Linked DNA regions of Homo sapiens: region 1 is linked to region 2. Evidence: read pairs that join two places in POLR2A ChIA-PET (ENCODE). Cell type or tissue: OCI-LY7. All regions are shown on one strand.

Evidence for each region. Peaks named below come from ENCODE experiments on the same cell type or tissue, not always from the same donor. Only the 100,000 strongest peaks of a DNase experiment are listed, where the experiment ranks them.
Region 1: POLR2A ChIA-PET joins it to region 2 with 9 read pairs; 2 of 35 experiments call an interaction of 5 or more read pairs at or near these places.

What each region holds. Positions count from the first base shown.
Region 1 is chr14:77,381,226-77,385,225 of GRCh38, reverse strand. The region is part of intron 2 of SAMD15 (sterile alpha motif domain containing 15); the gene reads right to left. Among named protein-coding and RNA genes, the nearest start is that of SAMD15, 5.8 kb to the right of the region's middle. In OCI-LY7, no CTCF peak of the experiment used is centred here; no DNase peak of the experiment used is centred here.
Region 2 is chr14:77,242,163-77,246,162 of GRCh38, reverse strand. TMEM63C (transmembrane protein 63C) reads right to left here. Exons shown (of 24, transcript NM_020431.4): 14 at 3,694-3,816; 15 at 3,107-3,260; 16 at 1,708-1,814; 17 at 137-223. Among named protein-coding and RNA genes, the nearest start is that of MIR1260A, 22 kb to the left of the region's middle. In OCI-LY7, a CTCF peak has its summit at 118; DNase peaks (open chromatin) are centred at 2,112 and 3,272; H3K27ac peaks cover 1,715 bases.

The sequences.
Region 1 (4,000 bases), 140 kb before region 2:
TGTGATGTTAGATTAGAGATATCAGAGAGATCAATCTTTTTTTGAGATGGAGTTTCACTCTGTCATCCAGGCTAGAGTGCAGTGGTATGATCTCAGCTCACTGCAACCTCTGCCTTCCAGGTTCAAGGGATTCTCCTGCCTCTGCCTCCCTAGTAGCTGGGATTACAGGTGCGCACAACCAGGCCCGGCTAATTTTTTGTATTTTTAGTAGAGACAGGGTTTCACCATGTTGGTCAGGTGGTCTTGAACTCCTGACCTCAGGTGATCCACCCGCCTGAGCCTCCCAAAGTGCTGGCATTACAGGCATGAGCCACCACGCCCGGCCCCCATGCTTATTTTAATACATATGTATATACACAGATAGATACGAAATAAGATAGATATTTGTGTACACATGGGTTAGTATATATACATTTATTTCCTAGATCTTTCTGTTAAGAGTGCATAGAAGCAGTGACACTCAGTAGCAACAAGCACAACTAGTGTCCACGTCTTGGTTTCTAAATACCATCCTCTGATAAAATCAACCAGGGCTCCTTAGAAACATGGCTGATTCTGGGGCTGCAGCAGGAAAAATATAAGATGAGTCCGAAGCAACTTATATTGCCAGAAGGTAAGGAGATGCTTTAAAAAAAAGGGAGGACATGTCAAAAGGCCACAAGAGCCAATTTAAAAGAGCCCCCAATGGTGAAAGATGGCACAATTTGAGCAACAAAATAAATAGCAATAGAACTGGGTTATAACCCCAAAAATAAATATCCATAAGTCCACACTAATATCAATGACTGAATGGATTAAAAAATGGGAGAAAGGGGACAATTAAATGTAGAAGAATTCCTTACAGAAGAATTCCAATTAAACATAGAAGGGCTGAGAAGATAACAGAAAATGGCCATAAATTAACTGCAAGGCTTGTATAGGAGGTGCACAGTGGCAATGCTGTTCAGATTCTTAGCAGCATGTCCAGAATTCCACACTCTCAAGCAATCTGCTCGCTCTTCCTTCCTTCTATTCTCCCAAAAGTCCATAAATGATGATATGGGAGACTCAGCATGAAAAAGATAACTATACTATTTAACTGTTGTTATGGGATAAATTGTGGGTGAACTAGGTGCTGTAAGTACAATGGAGACATTTTAAAAGCTGTGTATATCAGTAAGGAAGACAGCTACAGCATGTATGACCTCCTAGAAGTTACCCTGTGTCTTAGAGCATAATCAGGTTTTTTTTTTTTTTTTTTTTTTTTTTGAGACTGAGTCTTGCTCTGTCACCCAGGCTGGAGTGCAGTTCATGGAGAGCACAATCTTGGCTCACTATAACCTCCGCCTCCCAGGTTCAAGCTATTCGCCTGCTTCAGCCTCCCAAGTAGCTAGGACTACAGGCATGCAACATGCCTAGCTAATTTTTTTATTTTGTATTTTTAGTAGAGAAGAAGTTTCACCATGTTGGCCAGGCGAACTGCCAACCTCAGGTGATCCACCTGCCTTGGCCTCCCAAAGTGCTGGGATTACAGGCGTGAGCCACCAGACCTGGCCATAATCAGCTTTTTCATGTGGGTCTAAGTGTCAAGCAAAGCTTATCTAACGTAACCTTTGGATGTCTTGGTCTTTATGTTACTCTAGTGACCTCAAGGGAAGGCCACATTTGTCTGAGGTGACTGTGATAATGAGTATCTCAAAGTTTGCTTATTCAAATTTCTTAGATAAAAGGACAGACCACTGGATTCGTCATTTACTCTTGAGGATTTCAGAAGATTTTTAAAACCTCTTGTGTCTCGCAAGATAAGAAAAACTATAATTAGAATTTTTATTACTGCATGTTGATATTGTACTTTTGGAATTAGAATACCAAGGGAGCTGAATGAATTGTCTGACTCTTAAAAATGCCTTCTCATGATAAAAAGCTGAAATTCTTGGTACTTAAATGTTCCAGGAATTTGACAGGTTACTATTTTGCTAATTCTGTTCCTTATTATTATTATTTTTTTAAGCGAAAGCAAGTTTATTAAGAAAGTCAAGGACTATGGCTGCTCCGTAGGCAGAGCAGCCTGTTCCTTATTTTTATCTAGAAAATTCATTATACCTTAAGTAGAAATTAGAGTTCATAAAAACAGCTGTATTATCTTTGAACATAAAAAGAACAAGATATTTATCTGGCAGTACTTGGTAGTTAAGTGAGGGCATGGTTGGAAATACAAGTATATAATAAATGATCCAGGCTGGGCATGGTTCATGCCTATAATCCCAGCACTTTGGGAGGCTGAGGCGGGTGGATCTGAGGTCAGGAGGTCGAGACCAGCATGGCCAACATGGTGAAACCCCGGCTCCACTAAAAATACAAAAATTAGCCAGACATGGTGGCACGTGCCTGTAATCCCAGCTACTTGGGAGGCTGAGGCAGGAGGATTATTTGAACCTGGGAGGCGGAGGTTGCCGTGAGCTGAAATCGAGCCACTGCACTCCAGCCTGGGTGACAGAGCAAGACTCTGTCTCAAAAAAATAAATAAAATAAATAAAGGATCATTTCCACATCATAATGTTTATAGTACATGGAAGTTTATGGTAACAAAAATGTTCACTTAGGCAATACAGTTAAATAGAACATGGATTGGGAAGTCACACAAGATGGACTTAAATCCTGGCTCTTAAACTTGTTATCTGAATATAAGTCGGGCGTGGTGGCTCATGCCTATAATCCCAGCACTTCTGGGAGGCCAAGGCCGGCAGATCACTTAAGGTCAGGAGTTTGAGACCAGCCTGGCCAATATCATGAAACCCTGTCTCTATTAAAAATACAAAAATTAGGCTAGGTGCGGTGGCTCACGCCTGTAGTCCCAGCATTTTGAGAGGCCGAGGCAGGCAGAGCACGAGGTCAAGAAATCAAGACCATCCTGGCTAACACGGTGAAACCCCATCTCTACTAAAAATACAAAAATTAGCTGGGCGTGGTGCCACGCGCCTGTAGTCCCAGCTACTCGGGAGGCTGAGGCAGGAAAATCGCTTGAACCCGGGAGGTGGAGGTTGCAATGAGCTGAGATCGCACCACTGCACTCCAGCCTGGGCAACGGAGTGAGACTCGGTCTCAAAAAAAAAAAACCCCAAAAAAACAACAAGAAGAAAAAATTAGCTGGGCATGGTTGCGCACACCTGTAGTCCCAGCTACTTGGGGGGCTGAGGCAGGAGAATCGCTTAAACCAGGAGATGGAGGTTGAAGTGAGCCAAGGTTACACCACTGCACTCCAGCCTGGGTGACAGAGCGAGACCCTGTCTCAAAAAAAACAAAAACAAAGACAAAAAACAGAAAAAACGTATTATCTGAATAGCTTGTTAAGTTGTTTCACCTTTCTGGGCCCCAGTTTTCTATAAAATGGGAATTAGTGAAATAATACATATAAGAGGCCCCAAACACAGTAAGCTCTCAGCAAAGCATAGCTATTAGCAGAATTTAAGAAAGTAAACGCTCAGTTAGGACTGTATGTTTAATAATTTAAAAAGTTTCGTTATATCTTCTTGCTAGTAAAAGGACTCAGGTATTAACAAGCATAGTTTTCTTATTTCTAAACCATATGACTTATGGAATTTTAGGGTTATAAGGCCTGTTGAAGAGTCATCTAGGGAAGAGATTCCAGGGCCTACCCAGCCCTAATGAATCAAAATCTCTGGAGGATGAAGCCTAGGAATGTATCTTTTTCAAAAAATCTCATTTGATTCTGAAGACGACCCAAGTTTGGAAACCACTGAGGTGGTACATTTCTGGGCATGGGTGTGCTGAGCAAAACCATGGTTATGCCAAGAACTGTCCATTCTTGGAGGGTTATTGGGGTGGGGTACTAAAGGAGAGGTTACACGTGAGATTGTTTGTGATGCTTTGTAAATTGCAAAGCACTACAAATGGAGGGTACTGTTATGCAAAGGAGAATAATCATGAACTGTTGGTGCTGGAGATTTTAGAAAATTGATGCTCAGAGTGGTTAATGTAGCTTGTTTCAAAGTTAGGCAGC
Region 2 (4,000 bases):
ACCCATGACAGGCATGGGGCTGTCTTTGAGGAGTGGGTTTGCAGCAATCACAGGCAGGTCTACAGTATCTGAAAGAGGAGGTCTTAACTCTAAGAGAGCCTGGCTAAGAAGGAAGGGATAATTGGAAGTGAGGTACCTGGTCAGTCCCATAGAGGGCAGAATGACTACCATGAACACCAGAAAGATGTAGCACTTGTGCACCATGACCAGATTCTGACTTGATCTAGAAGGAAACAGAGAGATATTCATCAATGGACGTGGCCTAATAAGAACCAAAGGCCTAACTATGTAATAGAGAGGAAGAGAGACACTGATATGGTTTGGCTCTGTGTCCCCACCCAAATCTCATCTTGTAGCTCTCATAATTCCCACATGTTGTGGGAGGGACCCAGTGGGAGATGATTGAATTATGGGGGGTGGGTCTTTCCCATGCCGTTCTCATGATAGCGAATAAGTCTCGTGAGATCTGATGGTATTACAAGGGGGAGTTTCCCTGCACAAGCTCTCTTTGCCTGCTGCCATCCACGTAACATGTGACTTGCTCCTCCTTGCCTGCCACCATGATTGTGAGGCTTCCCCAGCCACATGGAACTGCAAGTCCAATAAACCCTTTTTCCTATGTTAATTACCCAGTCTTGAGTATGTCTTTATCAGCAGAGTGCAAATGGACTAATAGCGAGTCCAATGAAACCTCTTTCTTTTATAAATTGTCCAGTCTCGGGTATGTCTTTATCAGCAGTGTGAAAACTGGCTAATACAGACATACGCAGAGTAGAGGTCTGGGCTGGGAAATTGGTTTAATTGTGCATACCGATGCCATCTCCATACACCACTGTGAGCTGTGCTGCATCTGGGAGCATCAGGAAAGAACAGCATGATCCACTAGTGATGTCTGTGCTGGGCATGGGAAGGGATGGGAAGGCACAGATGTGCCATATAGTTGATGTCTCTGTGTTAAAGAGACATTACCAAGAATACTAAAAATCCCTGCAGTTTCAGTCATCAATATAAGTCTTGTTCTTGGCCAGAGGAAAAGGCCAGGAAGGATTTCCGTTAGGACAAACCTTTTGGCTGCTGCCTGGTGGAATAGTAGGAACTTTTGGTGCGGAAAATAACTTTTGAGATGCATGCAGCTTTCAAGCCAAAGTACTGCCACCTGCCCAGGGTATGGCAAATACTTTCTACCCAGTGAGCAGCCACCATAGAACCATCAAGGCTAACAAATGGGAACGCTCCTGATTGGGTAAAAGGTTGGCATGGTGTGGGCCATATGTGATGACAGTCATAGTGAGTTTGTGGGCCCCTCTGTGTGGCCAAAGCATTCTATTGACATTCCCACACAAGTCTTTCCTCCTGTGCCTTCTGCATGGAATGCCTGGGACTGCCTAGCTCATGCCTACAGCTCCATGCCTTCAGGATATGGCTGGGGGCTGAGGGAGAAGCTCAAGGAGGGCTTGGCTTTGGCCCCACACTCTTAGACAGTGGCTCTATCTCAGCAACCCAGGGGCCCAGAGTCAACCCAGACCCTCCTTCCAAAGACAGAACACCTGTTGGTCTTTGGGGATGGTTTCAGGTATCAAAACCATCCCTTATCAATTCTCCTTCTTAGGCTAGAGGGGAGGCCCAAGTGCCAGGCTGGCGGGGAAGCCAGGGCAGGGGAAGAGGCTGGAGAAACCACAGGGCTACGAGAGGAGGCCCCCAGGTCACCTGGTCCAGTGGGCCTCGAGGAAGGCGGAGAAGTAGACAATCAGAGGCAGTATCACTGTGAAGCCCCAGAGCATCACAGAGGGGAAGAACTGGGTCACAATTGGGTTCTGCAGGGGGAGAGGGGAGGACGGCAGGAGAGACGTCAATGCAAGCATCCTCTTCCCCTTGCTTCTTCTCCTCCCACTCACTCCCAGGGCTGGCTTGCTCTCCTGGAGGCTGCAAGGGGCCTGGCCCTTCTCACTGGCTTTCCTGGCCAGGCAGAGGCTGACACCCAAGGTCAAGTGGAGTCCCCAAGCAGCTAGGCCTTCTATGCTGAGGTCACTGGAGCGGCAGCCTGAGCTTTCTTGAGTGACTTCCTCCTAAGGCCAGAGCTAGCCAGGAGTGCAACCCCAGCAAATTGCCTTTGCTGTGATGACATGTGAGCGGGGGAGGAGGGGAGGATGGAGGAGTCCCCAGGGAGAGCTGTGGCCCTCCCAGGATGCGTGGGGTCTGGGGCCTATTACAAAGTTGACAAAGGGGAACAAAAATCAGCAGCAGAAGTGGTGTGGCTTGACTTGTGTGTGTGTGTACGTGTGTGCATGCACACATGTTGACTGTATGTGTGTGCGTGCATGCACACGTCTGTTGACTGTGCATGTGTGCGTGTGTGTGCATGCGTGTGTGTTGACTTTGTGTGAGTGTGTGCATGTGCGCATGCACATGTGTGTTGTTGGAAATGAGGATGGCGAGAATATGGAAGAAGAGACCTTCTAGGCTCCTAGTAACAGTCTTGAGGCTAAAGAATTTGGAAATGGGCTAGGATCCCTCTGACCTGCACCATCAGCAGGAGGCATCCCCTAACTTCAGAGATGGTTCCTCCAGGGCTGAGGGCTCCCAGCCTGGAGTGCAGGTGTCTGGAGATGAGGGAGGTGGAGGCAGATCTTGAGCTCCCACTTCTCTGAGAGGGCTGCGTTGGGGCTTACCTCACTCTTCCTCACCTTTAACCCTACTACACAAACCAGGAGCCTGCTGCCTCGGACAACTTGCAGAGAGCAGAGCCACTCACACTTGCCACACCCTCTGGACCCCAAGCTGGCCTGGGATGACCCCGTTCATGAAGACCTCTGAGCCCATGTTGACAGGACGACACCCCCTCCAACTCACCCCAGGACCTGCCTGTGGACTCCCCACTCTCCCTTCCCACTCTAGCCCTGGTCCCTAAGACTGGCAGTCACCCACCTTCATCCCTTTAGAACAAAGCAAGCCCTACCCCGCCATTTGCACCATGGCCACCTCCACAATGTTCGCACTGTATGGGCTCCACAGCCCCCTCCCAGGGGGCTCCCCCCATCCCATCCTCGCCTGAATTATTCCTTGATCTCCCTGGGGTCCCCAGGCCTGGCCTGAGCAGAGGAGGCACCTGCAGCTTCTCGATGGGGCGGGTGACGTTGTACATGTCGATAGTGTTCATGATGATGGCAGGCGTGGTGAGAAAGAAGAAGAGGAAGAAGAGGAAGGTGTTGATTGCGATAAAGCGGGCCCACCAAAAGAAGCGGCGGACAGACAGGTGTTTCCTGGGGAAGGATGGAAGAAGGAGGCACATTTAGAGACATCAGTTCTTAGAGCCCACGTGCTGTTTGCTGCAGGCCAGCTGTGGACCCAGCCTGCCCTGGTCTAATCCAGCCTCCTGGGCCCAGACTTGCATGCAACAGGACCCTGGACCGTCCCCTGTCACACCATTTATAAAGGATCCAGAGCATAGAGCCAAAAAAAAATGGACCTGAGTTCCCTCTGCAGGAAAAGCCTTTTTGCTAAGGGTTGGATGCCACCCACACTTGTGGGAATGAGTCTGGGCATACACACAGGTTGTGGTGCTTAGGAGAGCATGGAACTTAGTCCCCTTGGAGTCTCTGTTGGGCAATGACATGGGGAGAGAAGGCCCTGTCCTGCTGCCTTCTTCAGTCTCAGAGGAGCTCAGAGGAGAGGGGAGGGATGGAGGAGGCTTACCAAATAATGTCTTTGGGGTGTGGGGCCATAGTGACCCTCCAGTAATATGATTTGACGATGGTGGTCACTGAGGACTGCTGGGGTTGCACACCACACTGGACATACTTGTAATCCTTACGGACACTGCAGAGAGGGGAGAAGAGGAAGAAATGTGGGTCTGGGGGTGGGGGGATGGGCTTAGGAGGGTCTCATGCCAGGAGCTCAGGGCCACTATGGTGGTCCTACAGATGGGGGCTCATCCCCTTCCTGGGGATTCTTGAAGCCTTGGATATGTCTTCAGGACCTTAGAGGTGGACAGTTCCTAAGG